3 separate regions of the Homo sapiens genome follow, and regions 2 and 3 are each linked to region 1. A link is a contact called in ENCODE Hi-C data. All regions are on one chromosome and are shown on one strand. The core of a region is the stretch at or near the end of the contact, and the rest is flanking DNA. Distances in the headings are between cores, read along the strand shown.

Evidence for each region. Hi-C counts contacts between places; a loop is a spot of excess contacts on that map.
Region 2: a map of heart left ventricle shows a loop between it and region 1 (7-fold over the local background). The contact joins the promoter of OR4B1 here to the promoter of OR4X1 in region 1. A Hi-C loop is called at or near these places in 3 of 168 maps with a recorded cell type or tissue (heart left ventricle, posterior cingulate gyrus and transverse colon).
Region 3: a loop to region 1 is called in a map of K562, with 4 times the contacts of the local background. The contact joins the promoter of OR4C3 here to the promoter of OR4X1 in region 1. A Hi-C loop is called at or near these places in 2 of 168 maps with a recorded cell type or tissue (CD8-positive, alpha-beta T cell and K562).

What each region holds. Positions count from the first base shown.
Region 1 is chr11:48,261,889-48,265,717 of GRCh38, forward strand. It overlaps OR4X1 (olfactory receptor family 4 subfamily X member 1), which reads left to right and starts at 1,973. Exons shown (of 1, transcript NM_001004726.1): 1 at 1,973-2,890. The coding sequence starts at 1,973. The coding sequence ends at 2,890.
Region 2 is chr11:48,214,792-48,218,791 of GRCh38, forward strand. It overlaps OR4B1 (olfactory receptor family 4 subfamily B member 1), which reads left to right and starts at 2,019. Exons shown (of 1, transcript NM_001005470.1): 1 at 2,019-2,948. The coding sequence starts at 2,019. The coding sequence ends at 2,948.
Region 3 is chr11:48,322,686-48,326,433 of GRCh38, forward strand. It overlaps OR4C3 (olfactory receptor family 4 subfamily C member 3), which reads left to right and starts at 2,235. Exons shown (of 1, transcript NM_001004702.2): 1 at 2,235-3,270. The coding sequence starts at 2,337. The coding sequence ends at 3,245.

The DNA of each region.
Region 1 (3,829 bases), core at 723-3,222:
GAGGTTAGGCCTTCTTTGAGATTCTGTGTGCATCCCCATTTTAGGTTTCCTTAACTGTGAACCCCGGAAATGTCCATTTAATGTGCTGTCTGATTAGAACACAGATTTATGTTTCAGGTTCTCTTCTTTTGGCCCTGCCAATTACAAAGTCAGTATTAAAGTATTTTAGACATCGCAGGCAAAATGTCACTAACACTGTCAGTGGTTTACACATCTATTGACCTCTTTATGAAATTATCTCTCAAAGGTATTTCTTTTCCGTGCAGAGGCTTAATACATGTTAATTTCCTTTTAAAAATTCTACTCTAAATCCACTCAATTTGTAGCTTTTTGAGACAATTTGATGATTATATTGTAAATACATCTTGTTCTGTTAACCTTCAATACGCTTGGACTAAAAATACAACAATGAATCTTTTAAAATCAGAAGACTAAAGTGGTCCTTACAAATCCTTTGAGGGGACCTCTCATTGACACTCCAAACCAGAAGTAATTATAGAACATTTGCTTTCAAGCTAAATTTCACAGAAAATACTCACCTAGTGATAGAGTCATTGTTTCCGTGAGGATGAAACCTCCCCATGTAAGATTCCTGCCTTCTGCATAAACATCCTGTGTGTGAAAGATTGGTATATGGCAGAAGGATCAGCTGGGTACACAGAGGAGCATGGTGGGGAGCTAAAGGGAGGGCACAACAACGAGGGGATGGCATTATGGCTGTTTTATAGATCAGGAAACTGAGGCTCAGAGAGGTTTCATCACTTGTCCCAGGCCACACAACTCTTCTTTGGACCAAGGTCTGTATTTTCGAGATGTACATGCTTCTACCACATCACTCACTTCTGCAGAGTACCTTATAGTGGTTCATCATATCAATCTTGCCTTATACTATCACGTGGAATGAGTTTTCTACACCGAGTGCTAACATTTCTCAACCCCAACCTCAAATCTGTGAAGCTAACCAGGTTCCCTAATAGGCATAAGAAAGAAACTGAGAAGAGGAAAGGAAAATCACAAAGCCTCAACCACTGTTCTTGGAGGAAGGTATGGAGAAGGGGAAATTTATGAGGCAGTAACAAGTCAGAAGGCATTTCAATAATTAGTTAGTTAAATTGGGGTAAAATACACAACAGGATTTACCATCTTAACAATTTTTAAGTGTATAGCTGAGTAACATTAAAATACATTCACATAATTGTGCAGCCATCACCACCTTTCATCTCTAGAACACCTTTCATTGCCCCAAACTGAAACTACCATGAAACACTAACTCCATATTCTTCCTCCCCCTGCAGTCCCTGGCGGCCACCATTCTACTTTCTGTCTCTATGAATTTGACTATTCTAGGTACTCTAGGTGCTGTATAAGTGGACTTACACAATATTTTTATTTCTGTGACTTAGTATGTCACTTAGCATATTCAGTCCCATTTTATAATGTAGCTGACTGTTCTGAGGGCTTGTTGATGTGCTTAACCCTGGGACCCTTTAATCAGAACCCTGGGACATGACAAGTCTGCACAAGCAGATGTAGACATCAGGCACTCTTTAGGCATAGGAGATGTAGTGGAAGCATGTACATTTTGAGAAACACAGATCTGGGCTCAAATAAGAGCTGTGTGGCTTTGGGCAAGTGGCTGGACCTCTCTGAGTCTCAGTTTTTTTCTTATCTATAAAATGTCCTCTGATTTTTCTTGTGAGCATTCAATCAGCATGTGCTAGATCAGCAAAAACACTTCAAGGCCGCAACACTACAAAATCGAGGCTTATGTTGGGAATAACATCAAGCAGCTGATATTTGCTGTTTTGTTCACTTGTCTCAGAACATGTTTTGGGGAAAACCAAGGGAGAGAACAAACTCAAGAGGGAGCAGGATGATGATAGTCCTCAGGCCTGGGAAGGATGTTTCTAATGATTGAGGAGAGTTCTTTGATTTCTGTGATTCCAGGCTGTCAGCTCCTGTGCTTTAAAATATGGTTGCTACAAACAATGTGACTGAAATAATTTTCGTGGGATTTTCCCAGAATTGGAGTGAGCAGAGGGTCATTTCTGTGATGTTTCTCCTCATGTACACAGCTGTTGTGCTGGGCAATGGCCTCATTGTGGTGACCATCCTGGCCAGCAAAGTGCTCACCTCCCCCATGTATTTCTTTCTCAGCTACTTATCCTTTGTGGAGATCTGCTACTGTTCTGTCATGGCCCCCAAGCTTATCTTTGACTCCTTTATCAAGAGGAAAGTCATTTCTCTCAAGGGCTGCCTCACACAGATGTTTTCCCTCCATTTCTTTGGTGGCACTGAGGCCTTTCTCCTGATGGTGATGGCCTATGACCGCTATGTGGCCATCTGCAAGCCCTTGCACTACATGGCCATCATGAACCAGCGAATGTGTGGTCTCCTCGTGAGGATAGCATGGGGCGGGGGCCTGCTGCATTCTGTTGGGCAAACCTTCCTGATTTTCCAGCTCCCGTTCTGTGGCCCCAACATCATGGACCACTACTTCTGTGATGTCCACCCAGTGCTGGAGCTGGCCTGCGCAGACACCTTCTTCATTAGCCTGCTGATCATCACCAATGGCGGCTCCATCTCCGTAGTCAGTTTCTTCGTGCTGATGGCTTCCTACCTGATCATCCTGCACTTCCTGAGAAGCCACAACTTGGAGGGGCAGCACAAGGCCCTCTCCACCTGTGCCTCTCATGTCACAGTTGTCGACCTGTTCTTCATACCTTGCTCCTTGGTCTATATTAGGCCCTGTGTCACCCTCCCTGCAGACAAGATAGTTGCTGTATTTTATACAGTGGTCACACCTCTCTTAAACCCTGTGATTTACTCCTTCAGGAATGCTGAAGTGAAAAATGCCATGAGGAGATTTATTGGGGGAAAAGTAATTTGAGAAGAGAAGTAGATGATTTAGTTAGGGAAAATAGGAGGAGTAAGGGATGGGAAATTGGGGCATGTAAGATCTCACTCTGCATCTACCTTGCCCAATGGAGTGAGTGGCCTTGGGCCAGTCACCTTTTTTGAAGTTTCAGTTTCCTCATCTTATGGGATTGGACAAGATTAAAGGGAGCTCTAGGATGGAGTAAGAGGGGTCTTCTAGTGCTGTGCTTCCAAATCTGACAGTGGCTTTGAGATATATTGGTTGGTCTAAAGAGAATAAACTCTTCCAGAAAACCAGGTCAGTCTGGGAATGGTGAAGAGGGAGGTGAGGATTGAGAATGACTGTTTCAGGGAGCACTGGTCATTATGTCCTATCAGTTTGAACATTTGCATGATTGGAAAGTCTCTTGACTTGACATACTGAGGTTTTGCTGAGAGGGTTTTAAGCAGGCAAGCTGACTGAGAAGGGTTAGTCCTGAGAATGGAAGACGTTGACTCTTGTCAAGAGATTCACATGAGCTCATGCTAGCATTAGACTCAGGGTTCTCAAGAATCCAAAAGAACAACAGGGAAATTTTAAGCAAATTGAAGGCACTGCTGTCCCATATTTTAACCTTCTTCTTTGAGTCTTATTCCAGTAGCCACCAGACTATAAGAATGTGCCCAGAACCCTAACCCTAATCCTGCCCCTCACTGCCATCAGATAAATTTTCTTCCACATGCTTTCAGACTCATCACCTTCAAGCAGTTCTCTGATTTCATCACTCTCCTCCTCAAAAATCTTCAATGACTCCCCATTGCCTTCTGAATCAACTATAAATTCCTACTTGATATGAAATACCCTCAAGTCATGACCTTCTCATAATGTTAGATTTTCATTTTTCAATTACACTATTAGAGCATACTGTTTTCTGAACATCTCCTTGTGCCCTCCACCTATAATATTTTCCTT
Region 2 (4,000 bases), core at 769-3,268, 47 kb before region 1:
GTGGTGGCTCTCCACTACCCTTATTTACATAGGCTCGGTTTCAGCTATGGCTCAAACACTCGCAAGCTATGTTTCTTTGGACAAGTTACTAAACTTCTGTAAGCCTCATTTCTCTCATCTAATAATTAGCTACCTCAAAGAGGTACAGGAAGAATTAAATGAGGGGATGACTGTAAGATGCTTATCACAGTCTAGCACACAGTAGACCCGGAATACACAGCAGCAGCATCTGCAGTTGTTGTGGTTGTTAGGAAGACAATGACAATGAAGATGGTAAACATCTGGTAACCACCATGTTCACCATCTTCATCATCATCCTAACAACCACATGATGGCAAACATGAGCTAACAAGATGCTCTAGTTCCTCCAGGCCACCAGACCCCTTGGCAGCCTTCTTGTGTTGTTTTTGAAGCTTCCCTTATTTCTATTCCTCTACACCGGTAAGAGAGTCCCATCTTGCTTTCTCTTTCCCTTTCAGTTGTTTTCTTGGGTACCTCTTTTTTTTTTCTTCACCAATTAATACTCCACTTCATCTCCAGTTTTAGCCAAGCTCCTTACTGAGCATCTTTCAGCAGATTTTTACCTTGTGTTTCTCTTCAAATTTTCACTATGAGAGAAATTGGGGAGGAAAAAGTATTGAATATTTTCAAATGGAAGCACAAGTGGAAGAAGGAAAAGTAAGGTGAATAAGAGATACTTCAAAATAATTTTATTTTATTTAATATTTTTTGAGACGGAGTTTTGCTCTTGTCACCCAGGCTGGAGTGCAATGGTGAGATCTTGGCTCACTGCAACCTCCACCTCCCGGGTTCAAGTGATTATCCTGTCTCAGCCTCCTGAGTAGGTGGGATTACAGGTGCCCACCAGCATGCCCGGTTAATTTTTGTATTTTTAGTAGAGATGGGGTTTCACCATGTTGGCCAGGCCGATCTTGAACTCCTGACCTCAGTTGATCCACCCACCTCGGCCTCCTAAAGTGCTGGGATTACAGGCCTGAGCCACTGCTCCCGGCCCGAGATACTTCAACATAGTTTTGAAAGCAGAGAAAATCTTGAAGTTTTTCTCTCCTTCTTTTCATAAATGTGTTGTTTAATCATTTGAAGTTACAAGCCTCTTCAGGCTAGAACCATGTTCCATTCTCCTTTCCTATGTCCTGAGTTGCCTAGGCCTGTGGTAGGTACTTAATAAAATCTTTGGTTTAAAGAGTTATTTTAAAAGAAATCCTGCACCTTCTGCTGACAAAAATGTTTGCTAATGGCAAGCAAACTGGAAGACAGAAACAAGCAAAGTGGTGTTGTCCATATGTTATATTCAAACTATTGTTTGATAGGGAGCTATTCTCCAAACAACTTCTGGATGTTCACTTAGCTCTCAGCTGCCAACATTTTCTCAAAATGGTTGTAAAATTCATGAAGCTATAGGACTGGGCAAAAACCATAGGGTCTGAAAGAATTCAGAAACTTACATAGTTCATGTAATGAAAACATCAAAGATATTCCCTAAAATGGAGATGTTTCACTTAGATTGGCATTTCTGGGGAGTAAATAAATGGAGGAAACAAAAGAGTCAGGAGCAGAAGGTCACTATACAATCTCTAACACAAAGACATGACCAGAGAAAATGGAGAATAGGAGAAATGTTAGTAATTAATATAAATGGTTTTCATGCTGAAAGCGGTAATTTTTTTTACTTAAAGTAATGTATGAGTTGGAATAATATGACCTGGGAGGCTTGGCTAATTCACAAATTCTCTGAGCCTCAGTTTTCTTACTTGTTATATGGGGATCATAGAGTTTTTGTGGGGCTGCTTGACCAGTGTCTTGCATAGGGTAGGCTATTGAGCACCAAATGAATAAACATTGACTATATAAATAAATAAACAAATGAGTCAGAAAATATGCATAAAAGGGTTTTATTAACAAGCAAGTGCTAAATAAACATGAAGGATTAGCGTTATGATTGCATGTGCTTTGTCACAGGGCTCTTCTCTGAGATCTGTCTTCTCTGAGTGGAATCCATGGCCAGTACAAGTAATGTGACTGAGTTGATTTTCACTGGCCTTTTCCAGGATCCAGCTGTGCAGAGTGTATGCTTTGTGGTGTTTCTCCCCGTGTACCTTGCCACGGTGGTGGGCAATGGCCTCATCGTTCTGACGGTCAGTATCAGCAAGAGTCTGGATTCTCCCATGTACTTCTTCCTTAGCTGCCTGTCCTTGGTGGAGATCAGTTATTCCTCCACTATCGCCCCTAAATTCATCATAGACTTACTTGCCAAGATTAAAACCATCTCTCTGGAAGGCTGTCTGACTCAGATATTCTTCTTCCACTTCTTTGGGGTTGCTGAGATCCTTTTGATTGTGGTGATGGCCTATGATTGCTACGTGGCCATTTGCAAGCCTCTTCATTATATGAACATTATCAGTCGTCAACTGTGTCACCTTCTGGTGGCTGGTTCCTGGCTGGGGGGCTTTTGTCACTCCATAATTCAGATTCTCGTTATCATCCAATTGCCCTTCTGTGGTCCCAATGTGATTGACCACTATTTCTGTGACCTCCAGCCTTTATTCAAGCTTGCCTGCACTGACACCTTCATGGAGGGGGTTATTGTGTTGGCCAACAGTGGATTATTCTCTGTCTTCTCCTTCCTCATCTTGGTGTCCTCTTATATTGTCATTCTGGTCAACTTGAGGAACCATTCTGCAGAGGGGAGGCACAAAGCCCTCTCCACCTGTGCTTCTCACATCACAGTGGTCATCTTGTTTTTTGGACCTGCTATCTTCCTCTACATGCGACCTTCTTCCACTTTCACTGAAGATAAACTTGTGGCTGTATTCTACACGGTCATCACCCCCATGCTGAACCCCATCATTTACACACTCAGGAATGCAGAGGTGAAAATCGCCATAAGAAGATTGTGGAGCAAAAAGGAGAATCCAGGGAGGGAGTGAAAAAAGAGCTTAGGGATGAAAAAGTGATACAAAATGTATGTCTGATTACTCTCTGTTCTTGAAATGGATTTTGATTTTAGTGGGATATTCAAGAATGACAGAAACAAATATAAAGGCTTAATGATACTGCTGCTGTGATTCTGCTTAGTAGCCAAAGACACTTGGTATGCTGGTGTAATGTTTGAAGGACAGAGGTCAGATAGTCTCGCAGAGTCTTAGAGAACTTGATTGGCTTCATGATATCCAACAATATCATGGGCTTGGGTAATATGAAGCCTCAAACCAAGTGCAAATGCAAAGGAGAACATGTTGATAAATGTTTTTTAGATTAAGTCACTTCTTCCTGTTACCTCCTCCCTTCCTCACTTCTTTTCTTTCTCCCTTTTGCTCTTCCTCCTTCCTCCCTCCCTTCCTTCTTTTCTTCCTTCATTCTTTCTCCCCTCTTTGTTCAAACTCCCTCATGATAACAAACTCTATTTCATTAAAAAAGGAAACCAACCAGAGGAATTATCAGGGAATATTTAGGAAGGAGGGCACCAATCTGATCTACAATGTTGACAAGTATGTCTTTGAAAATTACATCCAGGGACTTTTCTTTTCTTCTGGTTGGCTCCTGGTATCTTGTACCATGGACCATCTGACCATAAGCCCCAGAAAAGTCCCTGGAGCATTTTTAGTTCTTGTGATATGTTTTCACAAGAGATGGTCCTTAAATCTGTCTGGTCTTTCTCACAATGTCCAACATTTGTAAAAAAATAATATCAAAATGACATAGATTCTACTTATCACTATGGAAAGATCAAGTCAAATATTTTCACAAATACAGTGTTTCACAAAAACATTGTTAGTCTTATCCAGATGTGAAAAATACAAAATGTTAGAAAATGCTTATTAGGCCTAACTTAAAGAATGAAGGGGAGAGTGATACTGTCCAAGCATACTTCTACTCCAGACCCTGTCCCTTGTTCTAAGTGACCATGCAAGGCCATTTCTTTTAATGCCTATTAGTATTTCTTGGTGAAGGGAGATGAGATCGTCTGTGTCTGCACTTT
Region 3 (3,748 bases), core at 985-3,484, 61 kb after region 1:
CATATTAATACCTGCTTAGTCCTGAATGTATACATTTAAGTTTTTGTCTCCTTAAGCCATATGAAGAATTTATTGCCCGGGATGACGACGATGGTCATAGAGACTCCATGTATTGAATGTTTACTGTACAAATGCTTGATATACATTGCTTTTTATGTCTCTCTGCAGCCTCAGGGTGTTGCTGTACTCTTATCTTCATTTTACAGATAAGAACATTGAGTCTCAAGAAGTTGTTCATAGTAACACAGCCAATAAAATGGCAGAGAAGGGGAGGGATTCAAACCCGATGTGTTTAAGTGACAGTATGGTACTGTGAAGCCCACAAACTCTGTGGCAAGACTGCCTCAGTACAAGCCCCAGTTCTGTCACTGATTAGTTAAGCATTTCTTACTTTCTTCCTCTGAAAATGAGGATAAAAACAGTAATCTACTTCATGGGAATGATGTGAGGATTAAACAAGCTGACCTATGTAAGTGTTTGGATAGTGCTTGGCAAAGGCTAAATTCTATGTAGGTGTTTCCTCTCATCACTGTTGTCTGTGTTTTTGGCCATAATGTTCTACCTTCAAAAAGTCCCCATCAGACTTGTCACTTGCAGGAGCTATATTTACCTTCTTGCAATGAAGTGTAGAGAGAGAAAAAGGTAGCAGTTTCATGATCAGTATATGAATTTTCTCTCCAGTGTTTCTATATATCTGGGTACCTCTTTCTTCTTCTGACACTTGATGGTTCTCCTTTAATTCTTGTCATACTGAGCATTAAATCTGCAGCAAGTTGGAGGATTCAACTACTTTAAGAAGACCTATGTTTCCAGGAAAAGGATAGGGTGGTGGAGAGGGTTAGTGACAGTTTCAAAATTTAAGATAGGCACAGGTGTTACCAAAGTGCCAGGGGTTTTGTCTAGGTCCTGCTGTTGGCCACACAGAAAGCCAATTACTGAGATGAGTATTCCTGGGGAAAAAGGCTTTAATTGGGTATTGCAGTTGGAAGGTAGATTAGTCTCAAATCAGTCTCCTCAACCAACTGAAATTAGGGGTTTATATAGCAGGGAGGAAACGTTAACTGTTAAAACAGGAGTTAGAGACAGGTAAGGAAGAGGAGTTGGACAATAAGAAGTAGGTGGTCGGTTAGGAAAACAGGGAGGGCTAAGGAAGCAATTATGATAAATATGGAGTCTGATATCTTATTGCCTGAATACAGTGATTTGGTGAGTTTTAGTTTTTTGATAGTTTTTGGGATGTCTGAGGGTGAATGTTTTGAGGAGGGAATTCAGATAAGAGAAATGTAAATTTTAAGACCAGAAGAGCAATTTTTAAGTCCCTCCAACAAACCCCACAACTATCTACTGGACTATTAGGTCTATTTCATAGGCATTTCCTTAGTATCATTAGGGGAATAAAGGGTGAGTAGGAATATTCTGCCACATAAGGTTATAACTGATAGCTGGTTAAGACAGAGCATCTGTTCCCTCCGCCCTTGTAGCTTCCCTTATGTAGTTATAGGCAGATAATCATCTACTAGTACCTTTCACTGATACTCCCCTTTTTTTAAATTTTGTTTTTTACTTTGAGTCCTCCCCGTAGATTGCAGGGGGACTAGTAGTCCTTAACTAGAAGGATTACACCAAGGTCAGAGAAAGCAAAACTCAGAAGTATGTAAAAATGTACAAAACAAGGGGGAGGAGAAAGCTAAGTTGTCTTCCTAGGCATGATGCTATTCACAGTATGCAGATGCAGCAAATGAGAAAGTAGAGAAGTAGAGAATTTGGTAAGTTTCTAGCCACAACCAAGTCAGTTTCTTCCAATCCTGCTTTAGTTTGTTTTATATCAATTTGTATTAGCATTGGAAAAACCAACAAAAAGTGTAACCAACCTCATTGCAAACCCCAAGAAGAAAGTTTAATTCAAAGTATGGACCATACATGCAGAGATTTCAGGAGATTTCAGGAGGTCTTAACTCTACATGGTTTTCTCAAGTGTGATCTAATCTATGTTGAAAGTGATCAGAGATTTACTCCAGTTTGAAATGGAAAATAAATGTCTGATAAATGTTCAATCCCAGCAGCCACAAAAATGCAAATTTAGATAATTAAGTTATTATTTTCATCTAATAACTGAGATATGTGGTGCCCAGTGATGCTAAAGTTAACAGACATTTTGTGGTCAGAAGATTAAATTTGTATAAGAATTTTGGAACAGAAGAGGGTTAAGAGGAACAAAGGATATATTAAAGGAAAACTTGCAATGTTTTTCCCCCATGCAATTAGTTCTATTACTTATGTTTCTCCTTGTCTTTATAGGCAATACTGCACCTGCATTCTCAGTGACCTTGGAATCTATGGACATACCACAAAATATCACAGAATTTTTCATGCTGGGGCTCTCACAGAACTCAGAGGTACAGAGAGTTCTCTTTGTGGTCTTTTTGCTGATCTATGTGGTCACGGTTTGTGGCAACATGCTCATTGTGGTCACTATCACCTCCAGCCCCACGCTGGCTTCCCCTGTGTATTTTTTCCTGGCCAACCTATCCTTTATTGACACCTTTTATTCTTCTTCTATGGCTCCTAAACTCATTGCTGACTCATTGTATGAGGGGAGAACCATCTCTTATGAGTGCTGCATGGCTCAGCTCTTTGGAGCTCATTTTTTGGGAGGTGTTGAGATCATTCTGCTCACAGTGATGGCTTATGACCGCTATGTGGCCATCTGTAAGCCCCTGCACAATACTACCATCATGACCAGGCATCTCTGTGCCATGCTTGTAGGGGTGGCTTGGCTTGGGGGCTTCCTGCATTCATTGGTTCAGCTCCTCCTGGTCCTTTGGTTGCCCTTCTGTGGGCCCAATGTGATCAATCACTTTGCCTGTGACTTGTACCCTTTGCTGGAAGTTGCCTGCACCAATACGTATGTCATTGGTCTGCTGGTGGTTGCCAACAGTGGTTTAATCTGCCTGTTGAACTTCCTCATGCTGGCTGCCTCCTACATTGTCATCCTGTACTCCTTGAGGTCCCACAGTGCAGATGGGAGATGCAAAGCCCTCTCCACCTGTGGAGCCCACTTCATTGTTGTTGCCTTGTTCTTTGTGCCCTGTATATTTACTTATGTGCATCCATTTTCTACTTTACCTATAGACAAAAATATGGCATTATTTTATGGTATTCTGACACCTATGTTGAATCCACTCATTTATACCCTGAGAAATGAAGAGGTAAAAAATGCCATGAGAAAGCTCTTTACATGGTAAGAAATTGCAGGTGGAAAATGAGTGGTAAAGCAGGAAATAAAAATGACTTTATTTTTGTAAGTGAAACAAACCAAGCCTTACTTTTTTTGTATCATGTATAGTTGTATTCCATCTTAAGCATAATTTCATCTTCACTGACTTTTTTTTTTTTGAGACGGAGTCTCACTTCAACACCCAGGCTGGAGTGCAGTGGCACGATCTCAGCTCACTGCAACCTTCGCCTCCCAGGTTTAAGTGATTCTTGTGCTACAGCCTCCTATGTAGCTGAGGTTACAGGCACCCATCACCATGCCCAGCTAATTTTTGTATTTTTAGTAGAGATGGAGTTTTTCCATGTTGGCCAGGCTGGTCTAGAACTCCTGGCCTCAAGTGATCTGCCCACTGAGGCCTTCCAAAGTGCTGGGATTACAGGCATGAGCCACCACGCCCAGCCTTCACTGACTTTTATTGTTTATTTAGTATTTTCACTTGAATTGCATAATTTGATTATAAAACAACTATAT